Linked DNA regions of Homo sapiens: all the other regions are linked to region 3. The links are chromatin contacts, found by Hi-C or POLR2A ChIA-PET in ENCODE. All regions are on one chromosome and are shown on one strand. Each heading gives the region's core, a stretch centred on a gene start or an enhancer-like site at or near the end of the contact. The rest is flanking DNA. Distances are from core to core; before and after follow the strand shown.

Evidence for each region. A loop is a pair of places that touch in the nucleus more often than their neighbours do. ChIA-PET counts read pairs that join two places held with the same protein, here RNA polymerase II (POLR2A). Pooled maps may share reads with other maps.
Region 1: a pooled map shows a loop between it and region 3 (2.5-fold over the local background). The contact joins the promoter of ZC2HC1C here to the promoter of IRF2BPL in region 3. A Hi-C loop is called at or near these places in 5 of 50 pooled maps. POLR2A ChIA-PET finds 5 or more read pairs at or near these places in 2 of 52 experiments (AG04450 and Panc1).
Region 2: a loop to region 3 is called in a pooled map, with 3 times the contacts of the local background. The contact joins the enhancer-like site here to the promoter of IRF2BPL in region 3. A Hi-C loop is called at or near these places in 3 of 50 pooled maps. POLR2A ChIA-PET finds 5 or more read pairs at or near these places in 2 of 52 experiments (PC-9 and activated naive CD4-positive, alpha-beta T cell).

What each region holds. Positions count from the first base shown.
Region 1 is chr14:75,068,268-75,071,619 of GRCh38, reverse strand. ZC2HC1C (zinc finger C2HC-type containing 1C) reads right to left here and starts at 1,979. Exons shown (of 3, transcript NM_024643.4): 1 at 1,871-1,979; 2 at 1-1,065. The coding sequence starts at 1,046. It also overlaps a transcript of ACYP1 not described here. RefSeq lists enhancers at 1,233-1,784, 1,785-2,336 and a silencer at 1,961-2,080.
Region 2 is chr14:75,256,965-75,260,674 of GRCh38, reverse strand. No RefSeq gene overlaps it. Among named protein-coding and RNA genes, the nearest start is that of FOS, 20 kb to the left of the region's middle. RefSeq lists enhancers at 1,114-1,373, 1,554-2,532, 380-2,954, 3,232-3,710, 3,626-3,710. Within about 2 kb of position 1,599, at least 37 of the 41 ENCODE cell types and tissues checked have a DNase peak (open chromatin) inside an H3K27ac peak, as active enhancers do; they include PC-9, where a contact is called at or near this core.
Region 3 is chr14:77,027,458-77,030,844 of GRCh38, reverse strand. It overlaps IRF2BPL (interferon regulatory factor 2 binding protein like), which reads left to right and starts at 2,137. Exons shown (of 1, transcript NM_024496.4): 1 at 2,137-3,387. The coding sequence starts at 3,053. It overlaps LOC107984638 (a long non-coding RNA gene), which reads right to left and starts at 3,377. Exons shown (of 4, transcript NR_190002.1): 1 at 3,034-3,377; 2 at 1,365-1,557; 3 at 1,109-1,184; 4 at 1-1,018. RefSeq lists an enhancer at 564-1,084 and silencers at 1,848-1,977, 2,178-2,387, 2,508-3,007.

The DNA.
Region 1 (3,352 bases), core at 730-3,229, 2.0 Mb after region 3:
TTCTCCACCGATGGCTCTGAGACTGGGTCTCGAATTTTATTATTGCTTGCTACCAGCCTTTCCCTTTTGAGCCTCTGGATTCTATAATCAGAGAACTGGAATGGACCTGAATTTTGTTGAGACCGTCCCCAAGTTTCATCCTCTCTCCTGTCTCTACTAAATTCTTCCTCAAACTCAAATTCTGGGGAGAAGATAGGTTTGTACATGGTGTTGCTTTTATTACCTTTAACTCTGCTCCTGGGGAGTATAATTTTCTGTAGCTCTCCGTTTTCATTTTCCTTGGCCTGTTCCTTTTGCGTCTGGATCCTTCTGAGTTCCTCCTCTGTCTTCTTCAGCTTTCCCCTCAGGAGAATCTGCTTTCTTCGGATTTCCTCCTCTAAGCTCTCCCCTGCAGCTTCTAGTCTTCGGATCTGCACCCACTCCGTCCTGTCAAAGTTTGCCACGGCCTTCTCCGCCTGCGTGGCAGCAAGAACAGTACCAACCACAGAAAAGTTGCCCTGGTTCCTCACACCAAAGTTCCTAGATGAAAACTCTCTCGGCTCAGGGGGCCTTGGGTAGACATTATGGTCCCCATCAGTGCCAGCCTCACCTGTACTGCACGACTTCCTGTGGACCATGGGTTTCAATGGGAACGCCCGGTCCACTCCAACTCGTTTCTTTGTAAAGGGGATAAAGTCCTGGTTATTGGCTTTGGGATACCAGGATTGAGGGCCTGACGAGTAAAACAAACCATTTCCTTGGCCCTGGGAATCACTTTCTGGATCTTGCTGGCTGATTCCAGTACAGTGGGGATAGGAGTAGCTCCGGGCTTTTGTTTGGGTGTTCCATTTGGGGTGAGTATAGACTTTATCCAGAATCAACTCTTTGTTGCTCAAAAGCTGCTTCTGGAAATTGTTCCTCAGGTGCCCCTTCAAGGACTGCTGGGAAGAGTCACCTTGTTCGTAAGAGTCTTGCTTGGCTGAGTGGGGCCCTGGAGCTTCCGTTGTATTATGTGGGAGCATAACGCCCACAGGCAGATGTGACGCCAACCGCTGGAGACCAGCCATTCAGGGCCTGGACTGACGCCTACGGGAGATTTAAACCAGATACACGGGAAGAGTTTGTCTGAGGTTCACTCTCGGCTGCTAAAGCAAACTATTTCTACATTTGCCCTGCCCACATTCCCTTAAACTTTTCTGGGGACAGTGTTGCTGGACCTGCCAAAGCTTCCCTTCAAAAACCATTTGGTGAGTGATTATGCACAAGACACTGTGTTAGGCCCTGAGGGTAGAAAAACGAAGGTGCTACAGGTGTTCCTGCCACCTAGCTTTCCTTTCCTCCAGCACCAGCCTCTGCCACGCACAGTATACTCTATAGTAGGTGGAAAGAGCACCTGACTAGAAAGTCAGGTTCTAGGCCTGTAACAGGACAAGCGACTTCTCCCTTGCTGGCCCCCGTTTCTTCCCCTGTAAACTGAAGGGTTCCCGCAGAGTCCAGCCTCACCATTTTACAGGTGAGAAAGCTGTGGCCCAGAGGTAGTGACTGGCACAAAGAACTCTCAGGGCTTCCCTCCTGCTGGAACCGTGCTTGATTCCAAAGAGCACAAAAGCTGCTAGGGCCTGGAGCAGGTGCCTGGCTGTCAAACCCTCATCCCAGGAGTCCCCGTGGCGCAGACTGTAAAAGTTTTGTAACCTGAGCGTTGAGGGCCACCTGACCTGACCGCGGCCGGTTTTAGATCCTTAAGGCTGAAGTCACGTTTTGTCCCGAAGGGTCAACTGGGGCGCCCCCACTTCGGACTCCACCTCTGGGGACAAGTCCTCTCGCTCTCCTGCCCTTCGGTCCCTTAGGAGGTGGAGGTGCTGATCCCATGTCTCCCCGCCCTTCTGCGTACCTGAGGCCCTCGGGCACCGCTCCTGCTCAGGGAAAACCCCAGGGCCTAGTTTCCCAGACCTGACCTCCCCATCAACCGACAGCCGCGCAGGCGCTCTCAGCTGGCTTCTGTTATTCCCGGTGCCTGGAAACCGAGGCACTGGCGCGCCAAGCTCCGCCCCTCGCCGCGAACTCCTCGGGGAGACGCGCGCAGGCGCAGTGCACCAGCGACCCGGGGCGACCGGGGGTGGGGGTGCGGTCAGCCCAAGGTCACTTGACCCAGTCAGTGTCCGGCCAACTCTGCAGCTCGGTCCAGCCCTGCCCTTGGGGAGCCGGGGAGGGGCGGGAGAGGCTTTTCTGGAGCTCCTTCAAAGAAGAACTTGTACTTTTCTGAGAACGACGCTCCCAGACCTTGGGGTGTGCCCTTGTCTGGCAAAGGGCGGAGGCCCTGGCTGTGCCTCCGCGTGCTTCCGCCGCAGGATGCCGGCGTCCGCCCGCCTGGCGGGAGCGGGGCTGCTGCTGGCCTTTCTCCGCGCGCTCGGCTGCGCTGGGCGGGCCCCAGGTATGGCTGCACGCGCGCGCTCCTTGCTTGTCCTCGCCAAGGCTTTGGAACTTGCTGCCAACGTTTTTGCTACGCAGTATCTTTCCGTGGTAGTTTTTGTGGCCAATCTAATTATTTTGATATTATAATGTTTTACTCACGTGGTAATTCTAGCCGTCTCTACTTAGGGCCCAGGAATGACTCAGCCAAATGTAATGATGATAAAGTTAACTACCAGATCGAAAATAATCAGTATAACCTGGCTTCAACAGTAAATGATACTCTATCTTGTTGACATCAAAAGAAAGTTCATTTTTCTTCTTCGCTTCAGTTCATCTGTGTAAGCCGTTTGGAACAGGCAGTTCGCTTTTTCCCTGTAACTACTCAATTCATGCACATGGAAAATAATGTAGACAGCAGTCATCAGTGTTAATACTTCAACATGTCATATTACAGCTGTTACCCGTTACAAGGAAATTCCTTGGTGGACCCTCCAGATCAGTCTTTTTTTTTTTTTTAATTCCTCGTTTTCATCCCTAGTTGACTCTACCGCCTCTCCGTATATGCAGCTCCAGACGTTTCCCACTCCACTCAGGGTCCCGATTATCAACTCCCACAGCTTCCCTCAGCAGAATTTACCGGCTTTCTTTTTCTCTTTCTCTCTCTCTCTGTCTCTCTCTCTTCTTCCTCCTCTCCCTCTCTCCTCTGTTTCTGTCTCTGTCTGTCTCCCTCTCTCCTCTCTCTCTCTCCTTCCCTCTCCTCTATGAGAAAGAAGGGCGACTTTCCATTGAGTTCCATTGAGTTCTCTTGAATTAGTCCTTTTCAGTACCCTCCGGGAATTGACTCCATCACTTTACCCCTGCATTTTTGTTTTGTTTTGTTTTCTGTTTTGTTGGTTTTTGGGGTTTTTTAAAGTTGTTTGTTTTTTGTTTTTTGAGACGGAATCTCGCCCTGTTTTGTTGC
Region 2 (3,710 bases), core at 350-2,849, 1.8 Mb after region 3:
CCCTGGCAGTGTCAGGACAGAAGGGAGACTAGCCTAGCAATTTAATATATTTACTGGGTAAATAGTAAGCACTTGCAGTCCCTGACTTAATCAGAATGAAGTTCATTACGATAAAGAGCTGTGCCCTTTGGTCCTGTTTGCATTAAGCAGGCTCTTAATTTCATTTAATTTCACTACATCTCTGAAGGAAATTATAGGCTATAAGGCTAGCCAAAGAGTCGGAGGGGAGGACAGATAGCAAGCATATCCACCAGAGGAGATAGAGGAAAGGAGGTAGTGGGCTAAGATTAGAGCATAGAGGACAGAGATTCCCCTTATCAACCCCAATCTATGAAACTAATTTTACTTTCTTGTTTTTAACTTGACGTTTGTATCAGTCTCTCTCTTTCTCTCTGGGTTTTAGAAACATGTTATCAGGTCATCTAAACCTTTTATGAAACATTTCAGACTTGTACGTGCATGAGCTGGTGAAGATTTATTATATTTGACACCATAACTACAGATTTTAAGGCATTCTTTTAAGCGCAACTTGACTGAAACCCCTGAGGCTAGATCGCTATCTTTTGCCAGATGTTAACTTGGTTTCACTGATGGAAACCCAGGGTAAGGTTAAAACTGTTTCTGGACACATTCGTACCTTGGAATGTTTAACTCCATCAGTATATTAGTATTAGATATCAAGAAACCTGGGCTCTTGATCTGTGTTCATCTCTGTCTTCAATTTCTTTCTGTTTCTATTGGAGAAATCAAATGGTCCCCCCGATTTGAATTAAAACAGGCGGAGAGGAAAGAATAAGATCCAATGAGCCCATAAATAGAAGTACCCACCCAGGTCCTTTGGGATTCTTTGGTATCTATTCAGGTTACAAGAAATCTGCCCATCTCTGGGTGGGAATACGGATAAATGATGTCATTCAACAGAATTAGGACCAGACGGGGAAATGTATCCAAATCCTGCAGGGGGTAGCACTGAATGCAGGCTTTAGATATGGAAAGGCCTCCGAGTGCTCTCAAGCATAAACAAGAGTAACCGTGAAGGCAACACAGTTTCTGGGATGTGACTGAGAGGGTAACGGCACTTCTGAGATGTGCTGGGGGGTGGGAGCAGGGGTTATAACACCAAATATTGGGTTGTGACAGACGCCGGGCATGAGGGCCATAATTCCCACAATGGACTAGAGCACAGTGGAACTATGTCATCTGCTGGGCTGTAATCGGTAGGAGCAAGCTGCACGTTCAGCACGTTTTCTCCTGGATCCCATCCTTGGCGACCGATCTAGACCTCAGCCTCCAGGATCTGTTAGAGAAATAAACAAGTGGGAGACAACAACCAAAACAGCAACACAGTCGAGCGGGCGCGGGAGACGAAGCTCCGCCTTTGGAAGCCTCGGGCCAATCAGAAGCCTGTTGCTGGGGCCCGGTGTTTGGCCGCCTGACGTTCCCATGGAGACGGAAGAACGTTACACACCAAACACTGGCGACGTTGACGTCTATGCATTATATCCATGGAGACGACAGAGTAAACGTCATCCCCCCACACTTCCCCGCCTCCCTTAGCGCCAGGGGCTGAGGGAGCGACGCAGGCGTCGCCGTCACGTGCTGGACGCCAGGAGCGAAGCCCGGTGGGCGGGGCCTGTTGCTATGACTGCAGCTGCGGCTGTTTGGAGCTGCAATTAGAAAGTGCTGAGGTGGCAGTGGAGCCAGAACCGATTCTGGAACAGCTTCTCCCGCCCCCGGGCCAGAGAGGGTTCCCCAGCCCCTGGAAAGCCAGGACACCCCCTAGGCTGTCCCAGCACGCCTCAGCCTCAGGTCCTGAGCCAACATCTCTCTGCGCTGCCTGTGAATCCAGACTGTGACTCCAGACTGAGGGCCAAACCGAGACCACTCCCTCCACCGTCAGTTGGCCATAATTGTCAGGGTGACCTCCCCGACCGACCGTCTCCACCGACCGTCTCCTCCAGACAGCAGCCCACAGAACAGCCACCGACCAAACTGCCTTGCCCATGAGACAGGAGCAAAACCAGCTTAGAAAACTTTCCCACTGTTGGAGTAAAACCCAGAATTCTCCCAGAAAGGAGAAGCATAAGGAACTTTGAATTTATCTTTTATACTTTAAAAGCAGCAGAACTTGAGACATTCATTCCTCGGAGCTTTGTTGAAGAATTGAGGAAGGGGTGCTTAATAATCCCATTCAAGAATAGTTCCTCTGGAAGGGAGAGAAAACTCAGAAATCCCTGAGTACTGTGATACTCCAAAATGGGAAGGCCTGGAAAAACCTAGGTCATTAAAAACTGAAGCTTAAATTTCTACATTGCTTAATTTTGTCTCAACTGCACAAGCCAACAGAGTGTGAGAAATCTCTCTGCGTGCCAGCCTCCCTTTTCGTCACACAACTCTGGAAACAGTTATAGGAAGATTGCAGCAACAAATTGTAAACAAAACCAGGTCAAGAAACAGAGGAGAGGGCCAGGCAGGGTGGCTCAGGCCTATAATCCCAGCACTTTGGGCAGCTGAGGCAGGTGGATCACCTGAAGTCAGGAGTTCAAGACCAGCCTGGGCAACATGGCGAAACCTCCTCTCTAATTAAAAAATAAAAAATAAAAATAAAAATTAGCCAGGCTTGGTGGCGGGCGCCTGTAATCCCAGCTACTCGGGAGGGTGAGGCAGGAGGATCGCTTGAAACCAGGAGGCGGAGGTTGCAGTGAGTCAAGATCGCGCCACTGCACACTCCAGCCTGGGCGACAGAGCGAGACTCTGTCTCAAAAAAAAAGAAGAAAGAAACAGGAGTGAAAAGTTGAGATGACCATGTGAAGCCAGCCAACCTGAACAAAATGTAACTTTTGAATGATAAGGCACAGCTGAGCGGCCCAGACTTTGAATTTTCTCCAAATATCATGATCTTCCATCCTGGCTGAATTTAAATGGTGTCTTTTGTATTTGGGGGAAAGCAGAGGGGATATTATTTGCTGGAATTAAAAGCAAGCCATTTGGGTGAGCACATAGTCTGTTGCAGATGGTGGAGGCATAAAGAGGGATTTCATGTAAATGAATGGCATTCGGAGTTGGCCTGGGCTTTCTGCATTCCTCCACCAACACATATCCAATCCCATTGTCTATCTCTGAGAAATCAGCACCTCAGGGTCCCTTCCCTGTTACTCCATAGTAGCCCTCCCTGGGCCCCCATTCAGATATTTTGCCACCTGTCCACAGAGCATATCCGTTGCCTTTCAACATTCCCTTGCTCCATCCTCTGACCTACCTATTACTCACTTCCCCGACATCCTTCCCTAAACACTTCTTGACTCCCTTCCCACTCAATTGCCACTCCCCAGGATTTTACCCAGTTGATCATTGCTCCCCAAACCCTTGCCCCATCCACTCATCCCCACCATAAAGTTTTTCATGTCTGGTCCTTACTTAATAGAAGACAGTAGCTTATTGGAACTTCTGTCCAGTTCCAAGCAGAGGAAGAAGGGCACAGTGAGTGGAACAAAGCCATGATCAGCCCTTCAGGAAAAAAAAACCCTGGCCGGGCACAGTGGCTCACGCCTGTAATCCCATCACTTTGGGAGGCAGGCGAATCACTTGAAGCCAGGAGTTCGAGACCAGCCTGGCCAACATGGTGAAACCCTGTCTCCTAAAAATACAAAAGTTAGCCAGGTGTGGTAGTGCAGGCCTGTAGTCCCAGCTACTCAGGAGGCTGAGGCAGG
Region 3 (3,387 bases), core at 888-3,387:
GGCAGGAGAATTGCTTGAACCTGGGAGGTGGAGGTTGCAGTGAGCTGAGATTGCGTCACTGTACTCCAGCCTGGGTGACAGAGTGGACTCTGTCTCAAAACAACAACAAAATACTATAGATAATATCCCCTTAATAATGTAGATAATATTAAGGGTGATGCAAGTAAAGCCACCTAGTTTACTAAGGTCCCACGGCAAGTCTAAGTAAGCGTTATCTCTTCTTATGACAAGAAACAAATTGAGGCCGGGTGAGGTGGCTCATGCCTGTAATCCCAACACTTTGGGAGGCCAAGGTGGGTGCATCACTTGGGCCCAGGAGTTTGAGACCAGCCTGGGCAACACGGCAAAACCCCATCCCTTTCCAAAAATACAAAAAAATTGGCCAGGTGTAATGGCACATGCCTGTAGTCCCAGCTACTAGGGAGGCTGAGGTGGGAGGATTACTTGAGCCTGGGAGGTCAGGCTGCTGCCAGCCGCGAGTGTGCCACTGCACTCCAGCCTGGGCAACAGAACAAGATCCTATCTCAAAAAAACAAAAAACCGAAGTTGAAATCTCAAACAACCCTAACAACCTGGGAGCTATCATTCCATTCTCTTTTCCATGGAAAAGAGAGATTTTGTGGGTAACTAGCTTAAGGGTGGAGAGCCAGTTAGTGATGGAGAGGAAATTTCAATCTGGTGGGCCACACTTCAGAATCCGAAATCCCATTATATTGCTTTCCCTTCTCCAGCCTTCCCTGGGATTATCTCAGTTTTCATGAAATAAAAAAAAAAAAAAAAGCAAACCCAATAATTAGAATAATCAATAGAAATGCCCCAACTAGAGCTATGACCAACATATCCATCGTGCCATAAGCAATACTGATGAGCAGTGATCTTGTAAGGCAGAAGAAATCACGGCCTTGGCCGGGCGTGGTGGTTCATGCTTGTAATCCCAGCACTTTGGAAGGCCGAGGCGGGAGGATCACCTGAGGTCAGGAGTTCAAGACCAGCTGGCTAACATGGTGAAACCATGTCTCTACAAAAATACAAAAAATTAGCTGGGCCTGATGGCGGGTGCCGGTAATCACAGCTACTTGGGAGGCTGAGGCGGAAGAATCGCTTGAACCTGCGAGGCAGAGGTTGCAGTGAGCCGAGATCGCGCCATTTTGCACTCCAGCCTGGGCGACAGAGCAAGACTCCGTCTTAAAAAAAAAAAAAAAAAAAAATCACGGCCTTGTTCCGCCTTCTGGGGCAACATGGAGTGAGATCACAGCGCCTGAGAAAGAACTTTGAAAACTGCGGCTGTGCTTTACAAAAATGTATCAGTATTATTAAATGCTGCCTCCACCTTTTAAAAATCAAACTCTAGAAAAAACACTCACCTGTTTGGCCTCTCCGGCCCCTCCCCCTCCCTGCCCTGAACTGCAGCTGTGCGCAGCCAGTTGCCTGTTTTCCTTAAAGGCCTCGGGGTGCTCGTATCTTCTTCAGACGTTCAGCCAAAATTTTTAAAGTGCGGCTGGGGGGAAGGGTAGCGCACTCTGAATTCATTTAGCTCTATCGTTGAAGCCCGGGTTCCTAGATCAGGGCACAAAAACAAATAGAAAAGACAATTTCTGGAAGATTGGAAAACAGCTAATTTTGCAGGTGCTTCGGCATCAGTGGTGGCGATGAATTTAACATCCATGCCGGGGGGGATAAGGTTCAACCGCAGATGAAATGGTTAATACCTTATACGAAATTCACGGCGAAAAATCCTGAAACAGGACATTTAAATTCACTGCCGAGGCTTGGGGGTGGGGTGGGGAGCAGGGATCGGAAACGACGCTAGTGGTTCTTAAATGCGTTTTTACTTGGGAATGCCCGGCAGGGAAAGGAAAGGTCATCGTCTGTTTAATTTCCACCCCCAGCTCTGGACTTCCAGCATTAGCTCGCCGGGCCTCAGCTGTTGTACACACACGGCGAGGGGGGAGGGGAGGGCGGAGGCGCGGAGGAGGGGCCGGCTGGGAGGAATCTGGGCGTCCTGCCGCGCATGCGCCTTGCCTGAGCAACAAGTGGGCTCCACAGAGGAAGTGTAAAGGGGAGGGGGAAGAACTGGTGCAGAGCATGGCGGTGACGTCAGCGCTCCGCCCGGGCGGCATCCCGCGCGGCCAAGCCGGGGACAGCGCGAGCCGCAGCCGGAGCAGGAGCGCCGAGACGCGCCTCCGGAACGTAGAGTAACAATCACAACCCCACATTCCGGGCGAGCGTGAGCACGAGCGGGAAGGGATGCGACCCGGGCCGAGGCGCCGCGCGAGCGCCCTGCAGCCAACGTGAGCGCCGCCAGCCGCGGCGGCCCGGGCGCCGGCCAGGCCTGGGGGCGGCGGGAGCCTGCGTGCGTGCACTCCTCTCCTCTGCTCTCGTGCGTCCTGGAAGCAGTGGCCGCGGCGGCTCCCTCCGGGGTGCAAACCCAGTCGCCGCCAGCAGAACGGCCGACGCTGCGGAGGGGAGAAGGTCCTTTCTCGGCTGCCACCCCCTCCCCCGGTCCTCCGGGGAAGCAGCGGCTTCAGCAAGATTGGACCCGGGCACCGGGTGGCACTGAACCCTCTGGCCCTCGCCCCAGGGGGCCCGTCGGGGAGAGGACGCAGCTCGTAGGGGGGTCCCCGGGGAGAGGAAGAGACAGCCCCTTTCGAGCTTCCACGCACCAGCCACTCCGGGGAGGGGGCCAAGAGGCAACGGCGGCCACCACCGGGCACCCTCGCCCCCTCCCCTCGGGCCGGGAGCTTCCAGCCCAAGTCTGCAGCACCAGGAAGAAGGCGCCTGAGCTCCCCTCGCGACGAGTCAACCGCAGTAGGAGGTGGGGGCGAAGAGAGGGCTGAACCCGTCCGCTGCCCGGGCGGTGGAGCCCCCACGGCGAGGCGCTGCGCCGGCGGTGGAGACTCGCGTTCCCTCCAGCCCCTGGGGCAGAACTTTCTCGCCCCCCCTCCTCCCTCCCCCGCAGTCGGACTCCCTCCCCAGCCGGCCAGTCCTCCCGGAGGAGAAGGCGCCGCGGAGACAGCCCGGGCGGGGGCCTACCTTCCCCAGGGCAGGCATCATGTCGGCGGCGCAGGTGTCCTCGTCCCGGAGACAATCTTGCTACCTGTGCGACCTGCCCCGCATGCCCTGGGCCATGATCTGGGACTTCTCGGAACCCGTATGCCGCGGTTGCGTCAACTACGAGGGCGCTGATCGCATCGAATTCGTGATCGAGACAGCGCGCCAGCTGAAGCGGGCGCACGGCTGCTTCCAGGACGGCCGCTCCCCCGGGCCGCCGCCGCCCGTCGGGGTCAAGACAGTGGCCCTGTCGGCTAAGGAAGCGGCGGCGGCGGCGGCAGCAGCGGCGGCCGCCGCCGCCGCCGCGCAACAGCAACAGCAACAGCAGCAGCAGCA